Linked DNA regions of Homo sapiens: regions 2 and 3 are each linked to region 1. A link is a loop called in an ENCODE intact Hi-C map of the cell type or tissue named here. Cell type or tissue: Calu3. All regions are shown on one strand.

Evidence for each region. A loop is a pair of places that touch in the nucleus more often than their neighbours do. Peaks named below come from ENCODE experiments on the same cell type or tissue, not always from the same donor. Only the 100,000 strongest peaks of a DNase experiment are listed, where the experiment ranks them.
Region 2: a loop joins it to region 1, with 2.8 times the contacts of the local background. A loop is called at or near these places in 9 of 110 quality-filtered maps.
Region 3: a loop joins it to region 1, with 7 times the contacts of the local background. A loop is called at or near these places in 12 of 110 quality-filtered maps.

The regions. Positions count from the first base shown.
Region 1 is chr3:148,071,515-148,079,514 of GRCh38, forward strand. LINC02032 (long intergenic non-protein coding RNA 2032) reads left to right here and starts at 6,645. Exons shown (of 2, transcript NR_134937.1): 1 at 6,645-6,743. In Calu3, CTCF peaks have their summits at 4,795 (motif pointing left) and 6,007 (motif pointing left); a DNase peak (open chromatin) is centred at 4,807.
Region 2 is chr3:147,817,585-147,825,584 of GRCh38, forward strand. No RefSeq gene overlaps it. Among named protein-coding and RNA genes, the nearest start is that of LINC02032, 260 kb to the right of the region's middle. In Calu3, no CTCF peak of the experiment used is centred here; no DNase peak of the experiment used is centred here.
Region 3 is chr3:148,362,274-148,370,273 of GRCh38, forward strand. LINC02046 (long intergenic non-protein coding RNA 2046) reads left to right here. Exons shown (of 5, transcript NR_146712.1): 4 at 1-28. Among named protein-coding and RNA genes, the nearest start is that of LINC02046, 85 kb to the left of the region's middle. In Calu3, CTCF peaks have their summits at 4,640 (motif pointing left) and 4,840; no DNase peak of the experiment used is centred here.

The sequences.
Region 1 (8,000 bases):
TTTCAACTTGAAGTATTATTAAGAGGGTGGCCTTCAAGTAAAACTTAAATTACGATTATTTTTAACCAATTTTTGGTATATATTATGTGCATTTTAGCTTAGAATATTGACTCTAAAAACGGAGGAGATAATACATTCAGAAATAGAAAAATTTATTTGATTGGAAAGCTGATTTTATTAACATTTTCAAAGTTATAATTTTGTTTTAAAAACTTTTCCCTAAAAACATTTTTAAAATGTCAATATTGTGATAAAATAATTCTTAATATATATTATCTTCTCATTAGATTTTAAATTTATGTATCTTTTGGTGTACAAAACTTTTTTTTGTAAAATTGAATATCTGTTATATTAAAAATAGTAAGCTGTAATGGAGATTCAAATAACACATTTTATTTTAACTATATAATCATTTCATTATGTTTTCTCTTACATTGTGGCTTTAAAAATTTTGATGATGGTAATTATTAGTGTAATTTAAAATATAGAAAATTAAAAAAATTTATTAAATAATTAAGATTAGATAATTAGGAATTTTAATTACTTTATAATATACTACTCAATTTTTCAGTATTTTGAATGCATTGAAAAAAATAAGATGCACCAATATCTACTAAGAAAATATGATGAGGGTTATCTTTCCAAACATGCATTATCAGACTGATTCTATACTTTCTCAAACATTTTAGAATTTTTCTCCATATAACATAGTTATTATTGTTAATAAAAATGAGTTATTATTAACTTATCAAAAGCTGATTCTATTGAAGCATATATTTCAATTTTAATTAGTACCTGAATAAAATAAAATTTGGACAAATACATAATTTTATATTCACAAGTTGGAACAAAAATATTTAGTCTTTAATGAATAAGGTAGATAAGCAGGAGAAAGAATTATATATAACAACATTCATCCAATATTTTAATTAAGCTGCTCTACGTACATAGAGTACTTTGGCCGAAAACATTCCTGAGAAGTCAATGTTAGAATTCTTTACTCATATTATCATTGTAGATATACTTCAAGATGATCACAACTGATAAACAAATACCGTGCTCTGTAAGGTGGAAAGGAAATTTGATCATGTAGAAATTATCCACCAAAGTCAGCTATTTTATGATAAATTTAGATGTTGTATGATTGCTTTAAATAACAATAGAAAAAATGATTCAAAATTTTGGAAGCAGAATGGGAGAGCAGGAGGAAAGGAAACATTCTCAAGTGCTTCATTTGGTTCAAGTGACAATGACATATCAAGTAAGCGTATTATTCATCAAACATTTTTTTTGTTATAAAAAGTTCATTTCATTAATAAGTTTTCATTTGTTGTTTCACTATTTCCTGAATGCAAAGGCATGGTTAAAAATCCAGAATAATATGTAGCTTTGATGAATTAACTTAGAACCAATTTGATGAACTTTTTTGCTATGCATTTGTTAGAAATGAAAAGACTATAGTACTTACAGAATACAATTGCTGGATTCTTAATTTTGCACAGTAAATCTTAAACAGATCTGTTTTTTTTTTGAATATTATTCTTAACCATAGAGCTCTTGTCAATTCTGTTTTTTTCTTAATAAAAAGTTGCTTTCAAAACACTAAACATTTTTTAAAAACTGAAAACCTTATTATGAATTTGTTAACTGCATTTTAAAGTGCAAGAAGATTTAGAGGTTATCTAATCCCATCCCTATTATTTTCCTTGAGAGACAACTGAGGCTAGAGGAATTAAATAATTTGTTCAAATTGCATAGCTACTTAAAGGCACTTAGAGGATTTTCATCTCAAGAAATTTAGAAAAAGAATGATACCCTGTAGTATCCATTTCCTTCAACTTTTCTAATTAGAATTACTCTGAACTGTGAAGCTACAAAAGCTCTAAGAAAACATTGATGTCTTCTTGAAGACAAACTAGTAAAGCTTTATGTATATAAATCTGTGTGTGTGTGTGTGTGTGTGTGTGTGTGTGTGTGCGCGCGCGTGCGCGCGCGCTCGCGCTGTGTCCTGTGTATTTCTGGGGATGAGTGGACATATCCAATTTATTTTCTCAGTCAACTTGTTTTACCTATAAGTATAAATAACAAATATTTCATGTTGTTGGCCTATTTTGCAGCTTAATGCCCTTTTTTATTAGGAATTTGCTTTTTATTCTTTCAGAAAATGCCTCATCTGAAAAACCACAAGAAATGAGATTAAAAAGCAGAAAGAAAGCATATATCCAGTAACTTTAATAATAAAGCACCAGAACTGTATACTTCAGCTATTCTGATGATTGTTTTGAAAAATGAAAAATTATCTCAGAGCAACGTGGTAAAACTTCACTGTATATTGTGATTCCCCTGTTGTAACCATGGCTGATGCCAACACATGTTCTGCATAAGTAGAGAAACAAAAATTGAACTCAAAATGCCCCAAGAGTATTGTCCTTCATAACACCCTGGTGTCCCGTGTGTGGCTGAATGAATAACAAATGACTGAGCTATTAAGATACTAAACAAAAGTCATCTAGGCCCATAATATTGATGTAATAGCATCTCAATACTGTATTTGCTTTCAATAGTTTGTGTAGAATAAATTTTTCTATCTAAAAAAGAAATCAAACTGAGCTTGGTGGTAATTGCTTCAGGAATTTTATAAAAAGGGAGTCCAGCTGTAAGTCTTTTTCGTAGTTACACATGTTTAGTATGACAGGTATATTAACAACTATGTGATTGTGCAACTTCCTACTTTATTTTTTACAAGGTCTAGTTCTAGATGTTGATGTTAGTCTTTATGAGTTTAGCTTCTTCATCATTAACTACCAAATTTACAACTAATATGGAATCCATCCAATAGTTGATATATAAAGCATTTATGGCTGTACACCCAGATCTCTTTCAGCACGATTAAAATCAGATTTTCAAGTTGCTTTGAGAGAGCTTGAATTAAGAACACTCAAGTTTACTATATAAGCGTATATAAGTGTATATTTTCTTTCTCCACAGAGTCGTGATCATGAGGGAGTTTATCATTGTCATTCCTAATGTCAACTCTGGTCCAGGTGATGTGTTTGTTGTACACATAAGTGTGTTATATGTGGGGTTGTGCCCACAGGGATATAGTAAAATGAACCATACTACTCTGTTTTCATCATATTTCATAAATATCCAAATTATAGAGACATAATAAAAGGTAAACAAAGATTCTCCCATTGCTCAACATTTATAATAGTTCATCTATGTTTCAACATAGTGGCCCTCGCTACCATGAATATTTTCTATAATATAGTATTTGAGATGCATTGATGTACTCAGATTCTAGAAGTCCCAAGAAAGCTGCATCAATTTACATAGTGCAGGCAGATGTGATGTGAGCACCACATTATATGCATGTAATTTTGTATATTTCCAATCCCTCTTTATGTTAGAAAAAGCATCCTAGTTTAATGTTATTGAATTATTACTTAGGCTCCAGATTCACTTTAGAAATATTTTTATAGAGAGAAAATATTTTTTCACTCAAATTAACACATATAAAATAGAAAGAATAAGGCACATAAAGGCCATGGGCTGCATTTTGCAGGGGATAGGTTCTGGTTGAATGAGATCTGGGATGTGTGCCAAATTAATAGAAAAAATCCTGTTCTTCCTCTCCAATAGCCACAATGTTCATTATTAAAAAAAAAGCATACGAACCACAGGATTTGATTTTAATAACACCAATGTCTTCATTAATCTGTACGTTCCATTTAGCCTCATTATTGAGCAAATGTTGAATTAATGCAGTATACATTATTGTTGGATTTTCCTTGCAAAACCTCTTTTCTCTCTTTTATCATTCATTCAGAGACCATCATGCGTATGTCATGTTTTTACACAGGCCTGAAGCCCTCAGAAATTGAACTCAAAATTCTTCCATCTAGTCTAGGAGAAGACTTTAGGTTTGAGAAATCTACAAAGGGGTGTGAGAAACAGAACTGCAGATTCCCATTCAAAACCATAACTATTTTTCTGTCTTTTTAATGCTGTCATGTCAAGACACCTGCAACTGAGATGATATTTCCTCGATGGTCTCTGGGCCTCCTTCTAAATCAAGAGTGGTGATAGCCAACACTGCTTTGTATCTGCGAAACAAATAGTGGCCTTTGTCCAGCACAAGTCCCTAAACAAACTTAATCTCTCTAACACTGTGACAGATGACATTTAGATGTCCTTGTTACCCTTAAAATGAGTTTTATTGACAATCAGAGAACAAAAAGAAGGCCCAGATAAAGCCCAATGTTTTATAGGCTTGCTAACAACATCTTAGTCCAGAGGGTGAGGAGAAAGCCTGAAGTTGCCCCCATTTTCCCCTGCTTTGCTATATCACCATGACAACAGATATAGAAATCACTTAGTGACTCCTAGAAAGAAAACACAGTGACACAGTACCCCTTGTATGGCGAATCAAACTAAAGCCTTCATTCAAATGGCTATTCAGCTTGGGCATTCATGTAGAGGATAGGGTGGATTTTACACAGGTAACTACAAGAGAAAGGCCAGCAAGCCCTCCAGCCACAGCATATGGCAAAGTCTCTGTCTAATTAATGCATCCTCAATAGAATTTATCCATTTTAAATTTGTTTTCTTTTACTTGAAACATCATTAATGTAAAGGGCAACATTAATCAACATCATGGAACTTAAAAGGGCATTAAAGAGTGATCTTTTTCCCTATGCAACAAGAATCTTTTCAAGTAGTTGTGTTAACTGCAGCAGATTCAAGGCACATTCTGAGTTTGTAATCAGAAGGCAAATCTAGAGAGGCCTCTACTGGCGAATCTGTCTCTGTGCAGTTGTCCTTGCGGAACTGCCCTGGAAAAACAAGCAGGAGAATGACTTTCGGCTTTTTTTTATTGGAAAGTTGCACACCAGATGGATGACCAATGAATATACTGTATAAAACATTGAATAATGGCATTCACACTTTTGAAGCTGTCATATCTAACTGCTTATTCTCAGGTAATAAAAGGACCCTCAAGCTCTGATGTATGAGCTGCTTGGACTCAAAGAGATGTTTTAAGATTATTCAACAAAGAAATAACAGGTAATCTTTTTTTTCTTTGTACATAACGCTCCCATTCAAGTTTAAGATTTAAAACTATTTTGATATGAAATTGTATTTCTTGACATTGTTTGTTGGGGAGGCACACTGTTCACACACATATCCATATATCTCCCACAACCAACTAAAAACTGAAATAAAATCTTTAGATGAAACTAAAGTGCCCATGAAATATTTTGATTAATCAAAAAGCGAAAGTTTACTGCTAAGATTTCCTAGGAAATGTGAACAAAATATAGTCCCCTCAAGTGATATTTAACCTGAAAATATCATTGCACTATATTTTCATGAAATTAGGCTGAAAATAGCTTCACTGCTTTGTGAAGTCACTTTTGGGGGAAAAAAAGTAAAGATTTAATTTTTCCACGAGAAGTTGAAAGTTATTTAATATTTCCTAGGATGAAGATACTTATGATGTCTCTATATAAGGAAGCTCAGGGACTTTTCTCTTTGAAAAAAGAAAACCTGACTCCATAAATGTCTTTGTTCAAGTGTGGAATATTATGGTAACACTACATGCAATCTTGAAACTTTTCAAAAGGCAAAACCCTAATCCTCTTGTTTTACAACATTTTTATATCCAATATTTTTGAAATCTGATCATACCGAAATACTATTCAAATTACATTTATTCTCTTATATCTTTCAAAAATTCCATGAGTTATTTTTTGCTGTAATATCTGATATCTCAGGGTCCCTTGCCAGCATATTGTTAGTAGGGTCATTTCACATTTCAAATGTGTATTTCAAATGTTTAGTTGAGATTTTGAGATAAATTTGACCAAGTAACTTTTCACAGGGTGGTTTGGTTAGCATGGCTCAGTAAATTACCTTTGGATCATACAGGTAATTCTTGATCTTAAAATTAAATTCTGTTAGATGGCTTGAGATCACTACCTTTTAGTCCCAGTAGTGACACCTACTGGTAAAAAGAGAACAAAAAATAGTTTTAGCTTTCTTTCTGCTGTTTTAGAGAATCTTAACCAGGGACTCTGTTGTTAATAAATGTACCTTATTTACGATTTGTTTTCAGGTCTTTAAAATACAACTCTACATTACCAAAAACTAATTAGTGAGGGGGAAAACCCAAACAGAATAATGCAGGTATTTAATAAGGAAAAAGAAAAAAAACTTACTAGCAGAGGAGTATAGTAAAACTTAACACCAAATAGTGTAGAGAATATGTAATTACAATCTTTTGAGTTTTTATATATTGTAGAAAATGAGAAGCCAAGCTTTAGCAATAGTTTTTCTGAAAATGCCACATTTCCCAGTTAGAACTGGAAGATGAAAAGGTCAAAATGCTGTAAAAAAATTACTTAACATTTTTTTGTTTCCACAAATGTTTATTAAATGTTCTATATTTAAGAAAGAGCAAAGTCAATCCAGGAAAAAAAGAAGAATATATGCTTGATAGCAACCCAATTGTCAATAATCTTTGAGGATTTATGCTAATTTAACCAGAAATGCTCTTTCAGAACACGGATTTATCACATGTCATAGAACATTGAAGTCACATTAGAATGTGGTTAATTTCTCCACTGAGCTAGAAGCACATGGTTTGCAGAACATTGGCTACAGTAAGAACATACTCTGCATCAGAGAGGGTTCAACATTAACAACGTCTGTAAAAACAGAATCACAGCTGTCAAGAAGAGGTATGATCTTTATTTCTCCTAGAAGCTTCAGTGAAGCTCCTCTTTAAATTACATTTGCTCTTAATTTATAATATTATGACACTACACATTCCAGTTTTTCATAAAGCACATGAAGTCTTATTTAATAAGAAACTGTTTTAGATAATTATCTGAAGACCCATATAAAACTTGTATAGTCTTTTTTTGACTGCTAAGTAATTCACTTGTTAAACTATAAAACACAGCATCAATAATTTTAGAATTTTACAGTCATATGAGATAAAAATGGCAGACTGGAAAGAAATACATTTCAACCCAGGTTTAATTGGAATGAGCCTTTTTATCAAAATGCTCCTAATATTTCTTTTAGGAAACTCTAGGTCTTTGTTAATATTTCAGCTTACAAAGAAAATACAGCTATCAGTATCCCAAAATATTGTTTTGCCTTGGGGATTGTGGTCAGGTATATAGTAAGGCAGAGAATCATTTAATCCATGATACACACTTGTGACTACTTTTGTGATATCACTGAAAGGAAATGTGTGAAAATGTCACAAATTACTCAGCAGACAGTTAGCTATATTGGTGTCTTTGAAACCATGTTTGGCTCTGCTGTGTGCTTTTGTTTGTACAACTTGAGCACATGCTTCAAAATGTCATCCAAATTACAAGCATGCAAGGAATGAAGTATTACTTCTCTATCAATTTCAGAAGCATACTACTTTTATTTCATTAAATAGCTTATCAGCCAATCACACTTGGTAAAATCATGAAATTCCTTTCTTACATTTTTTGCAGGAGATATTCTATGTTGTTATTTATGATCTAAAATAAATCTTCAAATTTGTTTATGATGGTAAATATGGGAAAACAAAGGACTTTTAAAAATCATGTAAATTACAACATAAAAATCTGAAAGCACAACATTTATACAAAATCATTTGGCCAACTTGCTGGCAATTAAGTTGGGATACAATGTGCTCAGGGTGAAAACAAGATCAGAAATTAAAACAAAGTAGCCAGAAAAAATTGGAAAAGTTTTGGTTTTGGTTTTGGTTTTGGTTTTCCTGAGTACCTGGACCTGCAATTCAGCTGATCATTAAACACAACCAGAAAGAAAGGCTCTATTTTGCCTTTAGAGAGTTCATCCAGAGACTGCACAAGGGATTTGTACAGAATAAAGCCTCACAAAACCCAAGGGCTGTCAGAGGGAAATGGTATCCAGGAGGACAGGGCAGGCCAAGCATCCTCTCAACAGCAAAGCCACACAAGAGAGCC
Region 2 (8,000 bases), 250 kb before region 1:
AAAAGAAGAAAGCAACTGAGTAAATAGTTACCTTTACAAATTATAAATATAAACCTACATATAAAAAGAATGAGAAAATAGTGACTACCCTAACGGTACTTGAATGGGTTCTATTAACAAGGCAAATTTTCCACTGGTAATACCTTAAATAGATTTAAAATATTCTGTCTCATTTAAAAAAATATGGAAGTAGAGATGATATTATTTGAAAAGTGGGTGACTTAAAACTATTAATAGCTCAATGATGAAGACATTGTTGATGATGCGAAAAGCTTGAAAACAATTGTTTAAGTTAAGATTTTAAAATATTTTTAAGTTACCATCTACTCATCATTTCTGCATGTATTCATGGAACTAACTCTACAGGGAAATTAACTTTAAAGTAGATATTTGACATTTTACTCATATATCTAAAAATTGCTAAAGTCAAGTTGGCTAGGAATTTTTGAATCTTCTGTTTTGGGTAGGAAAATATGAATGGCTTTGCTGAGATCTCCCTTAAAGACTTTACTTTGTTATTTCTTGAAACAGAGTAAGCAGCCCAGCTTCTAATATTGGTGGAACCCAATGGAAGAGAACAAAGGGAGTCCCACTGCCACATATAGTGATTATCTAAATTTATTTTTAAAATCTGACAATTAAATAAAATATATTACTCTCATTTTACATTGAAATATACCTTCACCCATTGTGGTGGCTCATGCCTGTAATCCCAGCACTTTGGGAGGCTGAGACGGGAAGATCACATGAGCTCAGGAGTTCAAGACTAGTCTGGGCAACATGATGAAACCCAGTCTCCACCAAAAATACAAAAAAATTAGCCAGGTATGATGGCACACCCCTGTGGTCCCAGCTACTCAGGAGGCTGAAGTGGGAGGACTGCTTGAGCCCAGGAGGTGGAGGCTGCAGTCAGCTGAGATTGAGCTACTGCACTCCATCCTAAGAGACAGAGTGAGATCCTGTCTCAAGAAAAAAAAAAAAAAAAACCCGCCAAAAATATACCTTCATAAAAACAAAAATTTAAAAAAATACTGCAAAGCAATTGTTTTCATGTGCCTGGAAAGTCAGCAAATACTAACAAATTATGATACTTTAATACTGTACATATTTGAGTGATCTGGTAGTAGGTCAGGAATGTTTAAATGAGTAATAAAATAAAGGCCAGCAGTGTTAATAAATTCTTATTGCTCTTATTTCAGCAAAATTCCCAGTTATCGTGTTAATATAATTGAGATGTTTTATGTAATTTGTGTTGTGAGTATAATGTTAAATTTGACAATCTTTCTGAAAGCATGGTAGGCCCTAGTTTTCATTAACTTTTTTATTTTGTTTTTGACATGGAATCTTGCTCTGTTGTCCAGGCTGGAGTGCAGTGGTGAGATCTTAGCTCACTGCAACCTCGGCCTCCTGGGTACAAGTGATTCTCTTACCTCAGCTTCAGCCTGCCTAGTAACTGGGATTACAAGCATGTGCCACCATGCTTGGTTTATTTTGTATTTTTAGTAAAGATGGGGTTTCACCATGTTGGCCAGGCTGGTCTCGAACTCCTGACCTCAAGTGACCCAGCTGCCTCAGCCTCCCAAAGTGCTGGCATTACAGGCATGAGCCACCAGACCTGGCCTTAATTTTGAAGAAACTTCACTTTGCTAAGCTTTACATACCATGCATTATAGGTTGAATCAAACTATAGTTTGTAGTACTTTGTTACGGCAGCCCTAGCAAACTAATACACCATGTTTAAGCTCTGTAATGAAGCCACATATAACTTGTTTCACTGATAAAATTTAAATATATTATAATGTTTTCTCCTAACAATCTACTTATTTCATGCTTTTACCATCTCTTAAAATAAATTCACAAATCATACAATTCTTCCTTAAAATACTTCAATATTGAGATATTTTAAAGTAAACAAGAAATAGCAATGTGCTGTTCAATTCTTTCAAGTTGCTTTTCAAATGAGAAAAAAACTTGATCTAGTGTGGCCAGCAACTTTTGTCTATAGAAATTAAATCTTAGTAAATATTTTATTAAAATAAAACTATTCACAATTCTAGCATTCAATATCCACATTGCTGCCAGTACAATGATCTGTATTTAGCTTCAAGCATGTTACATCTAGACCTACATTTATATAAATATAAGACGAATGTGAATTTTTTAATATTGTGAATTTTTTCTCAGCCACTGGGTGCAACTGTTATAAATACTGCAAATGTATTGTGAATACCTCTGGGTCCAATAATTAGAACATGAAGAAAAGCAAAAAAAAAATTAATGGTTGACATTATTGAGGAGTAAATCTTCATTGAGCACAAAATATTACATTCATACTATGTATGATGAAAGATTGTACTAGTTAATTAATTTGTATTTTTCTCTTCTCTGTATGCTTCAACTACAAAAATCTTCCTTGAACTGTGAAGCAGTACCCATCTCTAATGGCACAACCTGCAATTCCTGAAGATGTTCAAATGAATTCAGCGAGAGCTGTGGATGAGAGTTCCCTTGGAGTCTGAATGCTGTTAGTCCCAAGAGCCAGTGGGTAGTTGTTTGATACCAATGCTGAGCACTGAATTCTTTGTGACTTAGGGACCCATGTGTGTTTTAGTGAATTTGCTTTTGTTTGCTTCTGATAGACAAGACATAAAAGACCCTTTAAAATGTGGAGCGCAGTACAGGAATCCCTTTTCCCTGAGTCTTTACTGCTTTTTACTGAAGGGGGGTTAAGATCCCATAGAGTCTACTTTTCTCATGATTTTTTTCATGTCCCTTTCTAGGTCCTCATCTCTTCAACATGTTTGTAATTGAGCCATTGAGAATTGTTTCACTTGTTATCTACTAGACACAGAAAGATAAGAGAGAAAAAAAGAGAAAAAAAATCACGTAATGAAACTCTATGTGCTCTAATTGATTTGCTTCAGAGTTTGCTATGTCTGGCACATGTTCTTCAGATAATGTGTGTGTATCTGTATGTGTGTGTGTGCAATTACTGTCATTTTCAGCTTTTATTTAAAATGAAATAATGGAAAATACCCTATTTTTGGTTTTATTTATTTATTTATTTATTTTTGAGATGGAGTCTCACTATGTTGCCCAGGCTGGAGTGCAGTGGCACGGTCTCAACTCACTGCAACCTCCACCTTCTGGGTTCAAGTGATCTCCTGCCTCAGCCTCCCGAGTAGCTGGGACTACAGGCATGTGCCACGACACTGGGCTAATTTCTTGTATTTTTAGTAGAGACAGGGTTTCATCATGTTGGCCAGGCTGGTCTCAAACTCCTGACCTCAGGTGATCTGCCTGCTTTGGCCTCCCAAAGTGCCAGGATTACAGGTGTGAGCCACCATGCCTGGCCTATTTTGGTATGTTTTTGAGAGAAGAAAGAGAAAAGCACACAGTCTTTCTGCTTCCTGCTTTAACATTACTGATAATTTTTAAACCTAGAAATATTTATGGCTAAATTTATAAAATTCAGTACACTCAGCATAAAAACACAGATTCAAGTACCATAACTGGATTATAAACTTTACATAATAATGAAAAATAATAATGCATTTAGATTTTTCACAGAAAATTTATTTAGGGTTCCTATGTTTATTTTTTGTATGTTAGATTATGTTCTAAAGCATTTATGTAATTATTAAAAATTAATAATGTAATTAGAACTACAGAAATAAACTGGAAATGAAAGTGCATACCTTTGTCTATCAACTGGAAAGTCCCACTTGGAAACTGTTCAGATGTAATAATGGCACCATTATGACGAACACAACAGTGTCATCACACACGGAGTATTTCCGCAGGTCGAGGAGTAATAGTGTGCAAGTGACATATTAACAAAGACAAACTTGTTTCATTTAGGTAGTGTTAATTAGTGCCTCATATAATTATCGACATCTGGTCTGGTTTTCACCTGCTTTCCTTTTGCTGATAAATCCCATCTCCATTTAGGTGAAGTCAGCAGATTAGGCTTCAACATAAAGGACAATGTATCTAGAAAAGTATACAGGCTTTAAGGTAAATATCAAAAAGAATTGATAAATACTGAATAGAACCCCAAAAATGAGAATAATTAACATAAGAAAAAACAATACATGTATATTTATATCCAGCAGAATCTTTGTAAACCATGGACCCAGTAGTTCAGAAAAGACTCTGAAGACTGTACCTATAGATTCATCCTGTTTCAATACAGAAAATATTAATTATAACTTGCTTAATTGGAAACAAAAGAAGTATAACAATACTTGGAAAGCAGATAACAAGTTAATGGAATTTTCTGATTGGTTAAAAATTACTTTGAAATAGATTGTTCTTTCAATACTTATTGGTTATTGAAAGCCTATTTAGAAAGCCTTCTAAAACATGCAGTTAGTGACTTCCACCCTAGTAAATAGTATGCAAATGTTTTCTGGAGATTGAGGATTGTGCAATGTTTCAAACTTATGCTATAAAGTAAAAAATGTGGTACTGTACAGGCATATTCAATGGATTGAAACTTAATCCAGAGGGACTATAGCACAAACTCCAAAAGTTATTCTCTTGCACAAACTCCTCCTTGTTTTGCTGTCATTTACGTTTTTTTTTTTTTCTAAATCTGGTGTAGACAGTTGAAATATGCATTTTTCTAGTGAGCGATTTTGCCAGTAATTTCATTTTGTTTTACCTTATTAAGAAAATCCCTCTGACAGTTCTCATTCTGTTTATACAATCATTTATTTTTCCCTCTATTGGGTCATTTCCAGTAATATACAAACATGCTATATTTCTTTCATTTAAAAATATTTTATCTAACTAATTTTTTTGCCAGCTGCTTCTACAAGTCTCTCAATCTTTTCCACAAGTCTCCATAAAATAATGGTACATATCTGCTGCCATTTCCCTTTATCCCCTTTCCAATCATGCTTTTGTGTCCACTACATGACCAGAACTTAACTCTTCAGGCTCACGTTCATGTTGCTAACTCCAGTAGTTACATTCTCAGTCCTCTTCTTCCTAGACCCTTATCAGCATTTGTCCAACTGATCCTCGCCATCTCCTTGCTATGCTTTCTTTTCTTGGCTTTCCGAACACCATACTTTCTTACTTTCTTGGTTTTCCTCCTACCTCAGTGCTCACTCTTTCACAATCTTCTTTTTTTTTTTTTTTGAGATGGAATCTTGCTCTGTTGCCCAGGCTGGAGTGCAGAGGCACGATCTCGGCTCACTGCAACCTCCACCTCCCAGGTTCAAGCGATTCTCCTGTCTCAACCTCCCGAGTATCTGGGATTACAGGCCTGCACCACCACGCCTGGCTAATTTTTGTATTTTTAGTACAGATGGGGTTTCACCATGTTGGCCAGGCTGGTTTCGAACTCCTGACCTCATGATCCGCCCGCTTCGGCCTCCCAAAGTGCTGAGATTACAGGCCTGAGCCACTGCGCCCAGCCAATCTTCTTTTGTTCAATTATTTTCTTCTCTGAAACTCTAAATTTTGGGATTTTTCCCTATCTACATTTATTTTCTTGGTGACTTCATTCAGACTCAGGATACTAAACAATATTTTTAGGCCAAGAAATTCCAAATATATATCTCCAGTCCAGACCACTCTCCTGAACTCAACATGTACATTCAACTACCTGCTTACAATCTCCACTACTAGATAGAAACTCTAATAGATAACTCAAACTTAATACGTCCAGAACTGAATTCCTGGTCTTCCTTTAAAAATCTTACAGTCTCACTTACAACAATGCCTTTCTTTCAGTTCAAGGGTGGCCAACCATCCCAGTTCACCAGGAACCGAGTAAGTTCTCAAGACGAAGAATTTTCATTGTTAAAACTGGGAAATTTCTGAGCAAAATACAATAAGTTGGTCACCCTACCAGTTGCTCAGGACAAATATCTTAGTGTCATCCTTGATCTTTCTCTCACATCTCATATCTGGTATATTAAAACATCCTGTTGTCTTTACCTATTAACTGACTGATTCCCACCACCTCCGTTACTACCACCTAGTCAAACCACCATCTTCTCTCATCTGAATTACTGAAGAATCCTCCTGATTGTCCTACTTCCACCCTTCCATCTTTTATCATGAATTCTCAACGCAGCCACCAGAGTAATCTTTTAAAAGTATAAGCCAGGTCATGACGTTCCTTATTTTCCAAACCTTGCAGTCTCCTCCTATTTCAAAGTAAAAACCAAAATATCTACAATGGCATATAAACCCTACATAATGTAACCCTAGCTCCTGCTCCATATATAGTCCCACCAAGAGTTGATCATTTACCTCAACTCCTACAATTATTGTCCTTGCTCACTTTGTTTTGCCACATTAGTTCCCATGATATTTCTCTTTCCTGCACACAGACTACTGTCTTAGGGCCCTTGCACTGGAAGTTTCTTCTGCTTGAAACACTCTTCAGGTATTTCCATAATTAACACTTTCATCTGCTTCAGGTTTTGCCCCAAAATTCACCAACTGCATAATCATCTTACTATTAAAAATTGCAATCCCCTCCACTCCCCTGCTCCTTTCTGTGCCCTATCTTTCCCTATAATTCTTGTAATATTTAACATTCACATAATTAACATTTTATCGTATGTATTTTTGTTATCTTTCTACCCATGCTAAAATATAAGCTCCAGCAAAGTAGAGAATTCAAAAAATATTTCTCCGCTGATACACACAAAATTCCTAGAACAATACTTGACACATGAAGCACTCAATAAATATTTACTGAATGAACAAACATATTTATTTAACTTCACCTTAATAAGTACCTTCTAAATTCCCCTCACATTCCTAGCTCCATCCCAGGTGCTTATGGAAGACTTTAAAGATGAATGAAACATTGTCCTTAAATTTGACAAACTTACCATCCATTTGGAGAGTTGAGATATAATTATTAAGAAAGCAATTAAACATTACAACATGTAGTAATAGCTACAAACCTTGTGATCATGAGAAAATTTGAGTTTCCTTATTTGCATAATTAGTTGCTTACCTTGGGGTTGTCTAATACACTTTCAACTCTAAAATAATAACACTTTATGATTTTATAAATTATTAATGTAAAGGAATTACTGAAGAGAGTTAGGTGTGGTCAAACCACTAGAAGAAGCTACACGAATCAATAAGTATAGGAGAAACTGGGAGTCAAAAAGTATTAGAGCACACTCTACAAATCAGAAGGATAAAGAAGAGTAGTAGCAAATCTTTCCAAAGGGAGGAGAGCTTACCCTGATTAGAAATGACAGGGTAGGTCTGACAACAGGGGACCCTGGGCAAAATCTTCACTGCCTCCAAGATGAAAGTGAGTGCAAGAAAATTAGTGTGCACACCTGGGAGAAGTCACAGAATGCTGGGAAGTCTGGAACTTGGAAATCAGTGAAATAGGAAATCCCTCTCCAACCTCCTATGACTTTCCAGAACTGAGATATACATGCTGAGAAAACTGAAAAATACAAACATACTCGGAAACAAACAAAACTGAGCAGGACAGAAATGACTGGGAGAAATGGAGGCTGAAAAATCAGATAGTGGGACAATCCCAAAAGGAGGAAAGTTTTCAAAAGGTCCTTTAACAGCAAAATATAACGTCTAAAACATAAAGCACTGAGTAAATCAGGCTCCTAGGGCTCATGAGCTAAGCATAGGCTGGAGACTGAAAGTTGTCCTGAATACAGTTAGATCTACATGAAGAGAACACATTTTGAGCCTTTCTGGTAGTGACCTGTAAAAAAGTGGATACCTTTAATTAACAATATTGGGAAAGCTATGCTACTGCCCATTCCCCTTCTAAGAAGTCCCTGCCTCCTTCCCTCCCTCCCTCCTTCCCTTCCTCCCTTCCTCCCTTCCTTCCCCCCTTCTTTCCGTCCTTCCTTCCTTCTTTCCTTTCCTCTTTCTGAAAGGCCTCACTTCACTGCCCAGACTGCTTTTTAACTCCTGGCTTCAGGCAATCCTCCCGCCTCGGTCTACCAAATTACTGGGATTATAGGCACGAGCCACAGTGCCCA
Region 3 (8,000 bases), 290 kb after region 1:
CAAGTTGTACATTGGGATTTGGGTAGAGGTAAGAGGAAACACCCTCAAATAGATTTGGATCATTCCAGATGTCCTATAAATGAAGTTTGACATTTGCTCAAGTATCACCACCTCACTGTAAAAGCAACGAATCTACCTTCATTGTGAAAATTTGGGGACTAGAATTAATGAGTACAGTAACCTTATGGATAGAACCTTCAGAGTTTTTCATTATCTATGTGAAGAGATAATTCTAAATTATTTGAGATCTAGTATCTGTCAGCTTGGGGACTGGTGTCTAGTCCCAAGACTAGACAAAGGAAACCCTTATTAGTATTTTTATTTTCCATTTCAAATAAAAAGGGTATGTGTTAAAAAAAACTGAGCTGGTTCAAGCTGTAAAGCATTTCTTAATTATAGTTTGGTAATGCCTGAAAGCCAGAGGACTCCCAGACAAAAAAGAAAAAAGTATGTTGATTAAATATTTTCCCCTTTTGAGGGTAGATAGAAAGAATAAAAGGAATTTCAAAGTCTCAGGTTGTTAGGAACCTGCAAAGGTGATTTCTTTTTTTCTATTCCTTCACCTTGGCAAGGTGATAAGGCAGATGAGGAGAAGTAGGAGGCACAGGGCCATGAAAATGGACCCAAAGTGATGGGGCTCTGTTCTCTTGTAAATGGCCATCCTTCCAGGACAGCCTTTCTCACAGGCTGCTTCAGCATCTACTGACTGATCTCTGAAATTCGTTTCTCTCATTTCACCTTCATACCTCAGAGTTTGTAATCCATTCCTTTTGTGCTGTTAATGATAAACCACCTGTAAAGACCAGTTTAATTTCTAAAGAGATGAAAATATTAATTACACAGACTTTAAGAATTTTTTTTAAATTTTTTCCCTCTCATTTTTTTTTTGTTGTTTAAAACAAACAAACCTTTTTCACTTCTTCCTCTCTTTTCCTCATTTATCATCTTATTTCTTATTTACAGTTTTACTTGTTTGTGTTAGTGGCAGGATGATATTAATTTCAAAACCCTTGGAGACATACTTTGTTGAATCTGAAAGTTAAAGGTGGCTTTGTGCTTAGCTTTTTCCTAGCAAGATCTAATATTAAAATGTAACTTGCTATTACAAAACTTTTCATGTAAATTATGTGCTTTAAAAAGAAATGAGAAAGACTTCCTGAGAAAATGGTCTTTATCATGCTGTATCCTATGAGCATCCTGTGGCCACTGAAGACTCACATTCTCTTACTCTTACCAACCTATCACTGTTTCCCATTCATTATTATGCTCTCACCTTCACTCTGCTTGATATTGCTTTCTTGTCCAATCACCAACAAACACTTATCTTTGCCTAGAAACCTCTTCCACATTTGGTTTTCAACACTTAGAACTTTACATTTTATGTTTTTCTCCTACCTCTCATTTTTATTTTTACTTACATTTCGCCTTTTCCCTCCCCCTTTCTGGGATGATTATTAAAGCATGACTCTGCCCTTACTCAGCTGTTGAGCATAACCTACCACCCACTTTTCCTAAAACATTTAGTAGTGATTTAAAAAGAATAAAACAATAGGAAAAGAGATTGTCTGAGGATACACAGTTCTTTCAGTCTAGACCTGTGATTATCAACCATTTTGCAGTCATGGGCTGCTTTGAGAATCTGCTTAAAACTAGGAACATTTCTCCAGAAAGATTCACACAATTGCATAACACATACTGCTGTAGTCTGTTTTGTGTTGCTGTAAAAGAATACCAAAGACTGCATAATTTATAAACAATAGAGTTTATTTTGTTCACAGCTCTAGAGGCTGGAAAGTCCAAGAGCAGGGTGCTGGCATCTCTTGAGAGCCTTCATGCTGTGTCATCGCATGACTTAAGTCAGAAGGGCAAGAGAGGCAAGAGCAAGAGATAGAGAAGGCCAAATTCACTTTTATAACAACCCATTCTCACAATAACAAACCTACTCCTGTGATAATGACATTAATCCATTCATAAGGGCAGAGTCCTTCTGGCCTAACCACCTCTTAACAGTCCCATCTCTCAATATCGCAATGGCAATTACATTTCAACATTAGTTTTGGAAGGGACTTTCAAGTCATAGCACATATCAGTCTAGGTACACGGATTCCCTGAAACAAGGTGAGTCACTGCTTTTCCAAGTAAGCTAAATTATATCTTATATGAAAATGGTCAATTAGAAATCATTGTCCCTGAACAGCATTATTTGGGTGATTCCAGAACTGTTTCTAAGGAACTGTTCCCTAATGTTAAGTCCGCAAAGCATAATGGGATACACTTCAAGAAGCACATCCAAGAAATTCATTATTTTATTAAAGGAAGAGATATTATTCAGCAGTTTGTTCTCTGATTCACATCACACTCAGCTTCAGAAATCCCTCTGTTTTACTACCAGGAAGCCTGTGCCAGGCACACTCCCACTTCCAGATTCTCCTACCTGACCTTGTCTTCTTTAGAGATGTTTAGGGTTGACACTCACCTCCTCCAGGTGTTTCCTCAACTACAACCCCATAGTTTCTAATATTCCAGTAAAGGTGCTCATCCAAAGGCTCCCTCTCATGTGACTCTGTGATGTGTGTTTCTAAAACATCTCTACCAAAGTGCCCATACTTGTAGAGACAGTGAGTGTATGGTGCAGGGGAGGAAAAATTTCTCCTCTACCTTGTTAGGGTTTCTGGCTGGGCCTAAAAATTAAACTGATATCAACAAATGAAGAGGAGAAAGCATACACATTTTATTCAGTAAAATTTTACATGTACATGTGCGTTCTAAGGATATATTAAAGACTGAAAGAAACAGAGCCAAACACTTACATACAGGGTTGAACAAAGAGTAGTAAATTACAAAATGTAACAAGAGAAAGGAGTTTGGGCTAAGACAGTTAATAGTGAAAAAGTAACTAGTAACTAGAAAGATAAAGGTTAATTTAACAAGGTTTGTTTGTATACATTTTTCTTGGTCTCCACTCCCCATCTCTGGAGATGAACATGTCTTAGTTTCTCCAAGTGCAGGGAAGACATCTTTCACATGGAAGTTTTATTTCCTTCTTTCGGGAAGAAAAGAAGGAAGATCAGAGTGCCCTTTTGCATCTACTGTTTTTCAAATTCTTTTAATTCAAAATAATCAATATGCCAGAGTGGCACGTTTTGGAGTGGCATGTTCTGAGTTCTTTCAATGTCAACAGGGCTTTTAAAACTTCTGTTTTCGTGTAAAAATACACATGAAGTTGGTTTTCTACTCCATTTGATATAAAGATATTATTTTTAAATTACTTGCCATTGAGGGAAACAGATTGTCCATGAACATACACTACGTAGATCTAGGACTTGCAATATTGGCTGAGCACTAGAGAAGAAGCCTAGGGTATATGAATTCCGTGGAGATTGAGAAGCTCAGCAATAGAATATTCATTGCTTAGTCTAACTCTTGTTTTGTAAAGTATCTCTACTATTTGAACATTTTTTTGAAAAAGTTTTTTTGCCTGAAAAAATGCTTCTAGGTCCAGCACCAATTTTGCCTCTTCCATGATCATGACCTATTTTCTAATTCCCATAACAGGAATTAATTGCAACTTCTCCCAAAAAAAGAAGTCAATTATATTCACAGAGATCATAAAATGTAAAAGAACTGACTGAGAAATGCAAAGTAAATGGACAGATATTTTTAGAATCCCTATAACGTGCCAGTATGTTCATAAATTATTTTATTTAATGTTGCATTAATTCCATGAGATTTCTACTGTTATTCTCAAATGAAGACACATAAGCCAGATGTTGAATAACCTGCCCTAACACACTGCCAGAAAGTGGCAAAGATAGTTAGAAATTTTTGTTTGTATAGTTTTAAAATCCGTAATTTTTATTGCATCTAGTTTAGTTTTCTGGCCTCTATAGCAATTGCCTCTCAAAAATGGAGACAAACAAATGAACCTACTTAATTCTCAAAATAGAAATGCTAATGAGTACTGATAATGACTTTGTATTTTAGTATGTTTTTTCAATGAAGAAATTACTTTGTAAGACAGTATTTATTATTTACAACAAGTTTTCTTGACACTGTTTTTCATCCATCAAGAAGCGGCATATCACTGAATAAAACGGTAGAATAGAGGATGCTTTTGGTTTACAACTTTTATATACAGACCCCTGGGAAGTTACAGAGGTATTGCCAGAGTACCTAAATCTATATGTGCATTTTGAATTGTTTGCAAGTTGAATAATGTGTCTCATGGAAACATTAATTTGCATCTAGTCTTTAGAATGTATATAGAGAATATTCCCAGTTAAGAAATATTTTACCGAATTCAGAGTCATTTTTTACACTTTATTTTTTAACTAAATGAATACTTATATACCTGAAAGCACAGAGATAATCAATGATTTTATTTTATTTTAGAAAGTGGTTTTAGTGCTGATAAAGATTGAGAACTCCTAGAATTTCTTTTTAAAAAAAAAATTGCTCCATGTGGTTTTCAGAAGTAAACTAAATTTACTTTTGCACTGCACTGCACTTTATGTCTCTGTGGAAACATTTTGAAGTACATGGTGGATTTAATCCCATTAATCTTTGGAAATATGATGAGTGGTTCCGTTTCTGATTTTTCATAATCAGCTGGCCTAGCTATAAGATATTATTGCCTTATAGGGACATCTGCTGGTAGATAAATAAAGATCGGGAACAATAAAATACTGTCTTCTCAGTATTTCCCAGGGCATCCCTCTGAGACTGCAGGCTTGTGTGCATCTGCTTCAGATAGTGCATGGCTATTCAAGTTCTGAATATTGTATCATTTCACAGTCCAATCCTGCTGAGGTAACATAAAACTTGCCTTCATTACATATATGCTTTGTTACCACAACAGATTCACACAGGTATTAACTTAAAAAAAAAAAAAAAACTGACCACATATTATCCTGGAAACCTCAGGCTTTCTGGAAGCTTATGTAGTCTGGGGCAGATGGCATGAGAATTGCCGCACTTGGAGTACACAGACTCCCCACAATAAGTCGTCACGTGCTCTGTTACCTGCCTTGGCTTTTTCAGATACGCATTATCATCTGATACATGCAAAAAAAAAAAAAAAGCCGCTCTTTCTGTTCCCAAATTCCAAAAACAAAAGTAAAATAAATTTAATCATGTTACCAACTTCTTAACCTTAAGGCCTTTTTTTCACAAGGAAAAATATCCTAATAACTTTATCATTAAGTTGAAATGCTCCTCTTTCACTCAGCTACACAAGATTTTTCAGTAAGAATTAGCTGCACTAATTAATTACTACCTATTACTTCAAAAATAATTACTTGGTGAAAGTAAAGCAACTGGTAGTACTATTTCTACTAACCTTAACCATCACCAGCAGGATGAAATAATTGATTTTCTTTTGGTGTTTTATTGAACAAAGATTACCTTCATACTCTGTCTTTGGAAAAGCAGCACTGTATTAAATCACATATTGTAGACTTAAAATTAAATTGCCCATAAACGTCAATATTGCCAACAGTACAGAGTGGTAACTTATTCATGCCACTTCTTTAAACTCACCACACATTAATGTGCTAATGTGATGGAAAATAAAGAATCATCATGTGCCTTCCAAATGCTGCTTTCCCTATTGTTTATATATGTATTTTGTAAGTGACTAGAAGACTGTTTCATCAGCTAAGGGATGCCTTGCCAAAAGAAATGACATAATCGTTAACTAATTACAACTAAATGATAGCATCACACATTTTGACAGGTTAACACACATTCTATTACAAGTTGGAAACTTGAGAAAGAGAATAATAAAGCTACTACTCTTGCAAAATCCTCAAATGCCAATAGGGAAAATAAACTCTTTAAGGATTTTCACCAACCATGTGTTTTTCTTTTTCTTCTTGCCCTCATTGTACAAAAGCAAACAATGTGAAGTTGAGTTAACATTCTAAACTAATTCAGTAATCAATTAACTTATTTTTACCAATTTTATCCAATTATAAATCAGAGTCTACCCACATTCACAGTTTAAACATGCTGAAATCATCATTTTGGGCCCTTTTCCCCTTTATCAGTGAAGCAGCAAGATACATGTGGGCTGAGATATAAAAAGAACAAGGAAAACCAGGAGAGGAAAATTGGTATTTTCAGATGTAATCTAGTTCATTAAAAATCCAAAAGCAAAACACAAAGACGTGCCTGAAATGGCATATTACCAGAATTGTCTCTGAAGAGCTTCTCAGTTTAACTGAAAAAAAAAAATTTTAGAAGGATTAATAAAAAATTAAATCATCTATTTTATAATTTCTTACAAAATGACTCCAATACTATAAGTAGAGTGTCTCATTGTTCTCAATCACCCCATACATATTATACCAAAATTCTTCAGAAAAGAAAAAAAAAATAGAGAGTGCTTTCTAAGCCCTGTCCTTTAGAAAGTAAATAAGATGACAATTAAAGAATTGTTCTCCACCCTTGTAGGTACTGAAGTATATATAAGTAAGTACTACAGACTGTTAAACCCCATACAATGTGACCGGAGAATCACTACATGTCAAGTGGCATGCATTTAAGTATAGAATATCTAGTTGTTGGGTTTTTTCTTTTAGTTTACTTATTATAGCTTGTAAAAAATTTTCCCTTAATTCTACTGTTATAAAATTTCACTAGCAAAGACGTAAAGTTGGCCAGTTTGCTACTGCTAGGGTAATGAGTAAAGAGAGTTGGCATATCAAACTAAACACTGGGCAAACACAAAACATTGGAAATCAATTACAATATAATATAAGAAGTAAGTCATTTAAGATATTTTGTCCTTAAGACTTGATATGGAATGATAAAAATTTTAAATGACTATATATTTTCCTTGTGGGAGAAAACTGAATGATTACTTAGCATACAACAAAAGAGAATCTAAAAGGAAGGAATGTTAACATAAGAAGATGAAATGAGATCCATATGTTAAAGGGTGATATTAGTATTTCAAACCCCCAAAAAATTGTAGAAAAAATTAAATTACTTACCTTTCTAGTTCAGTACAAATGTCCTACAGCTAATTATCATGAAATATTGCCTGGAAATTAACCAGTCATGTTGTGTTTCTATCTCCAGATTTACAATTAGTAATGCTATTAATGTGGTTCCTGTACTTAGCGTTACTAATTATATTGCTATGAACTAATGGTGTTAAAAATAGCAATAGCCATCAACTACCAATTAATGCTTAATGAGAGCATATAAACCCTGGCATTGTAATGAATTTCAAAATTATGGTTGCTTGTATTCCTTTTGCAATCATGCAAAAATGGGTGTAACCAGTAACCACTGAAGTAGGGCATTGACTGAAAGCATAGTTACCACATCATTGCAGGAAAATCAAGAGAAGAAATAAATGGCTCCTTCAAGGAATATATATGTGTCCTTTTAATCTTACAATTCAACACACAGATTTTTGGAAAGATTCTTTTCTAGTTACGCATATAAAAACACAGCTGAAGCATGATTTGTAAAGATGTTGTTTCAAACCTATGAATAAAATAGGACTTTTTTTTAAAACTTTGGAAGATTAGTTTCTATAAAAGAACCAGTCAACAAATCATTTATCCTAGAATTTACATAGGGTATAATATCTCAGAAGTTCAGACATAAGATAGGGATATTAGCTAGGTTAAGCTGGGTTATGCTACAGTAACAAATACCCACCAATGGCTTAACATTCAAAAATTTATTTCTTGTTTATGGTGTATGTCCAGCATTGTCACTTAGGGACTAATGCTCACTAGTTACTCAGGAACCCAGGCTGAAAGAGATTCCATCTTGTCATGTGTTTTCATTACCTGCAGAGGGAACTGGGAAAATTGTCTTCTGTCTATTATTTCTATCCAAAAGTGACTTATATTACTTTAGATGACATTTCATTGGGAAAAAAAAACAAGTCATATGCTTGTGTCTAAGTTCAAACTGATGGAGAATGACAGCAAGAAAGAGAAAAACTAGAAAACCAAGAAACAACTATATATGTTTTAGTA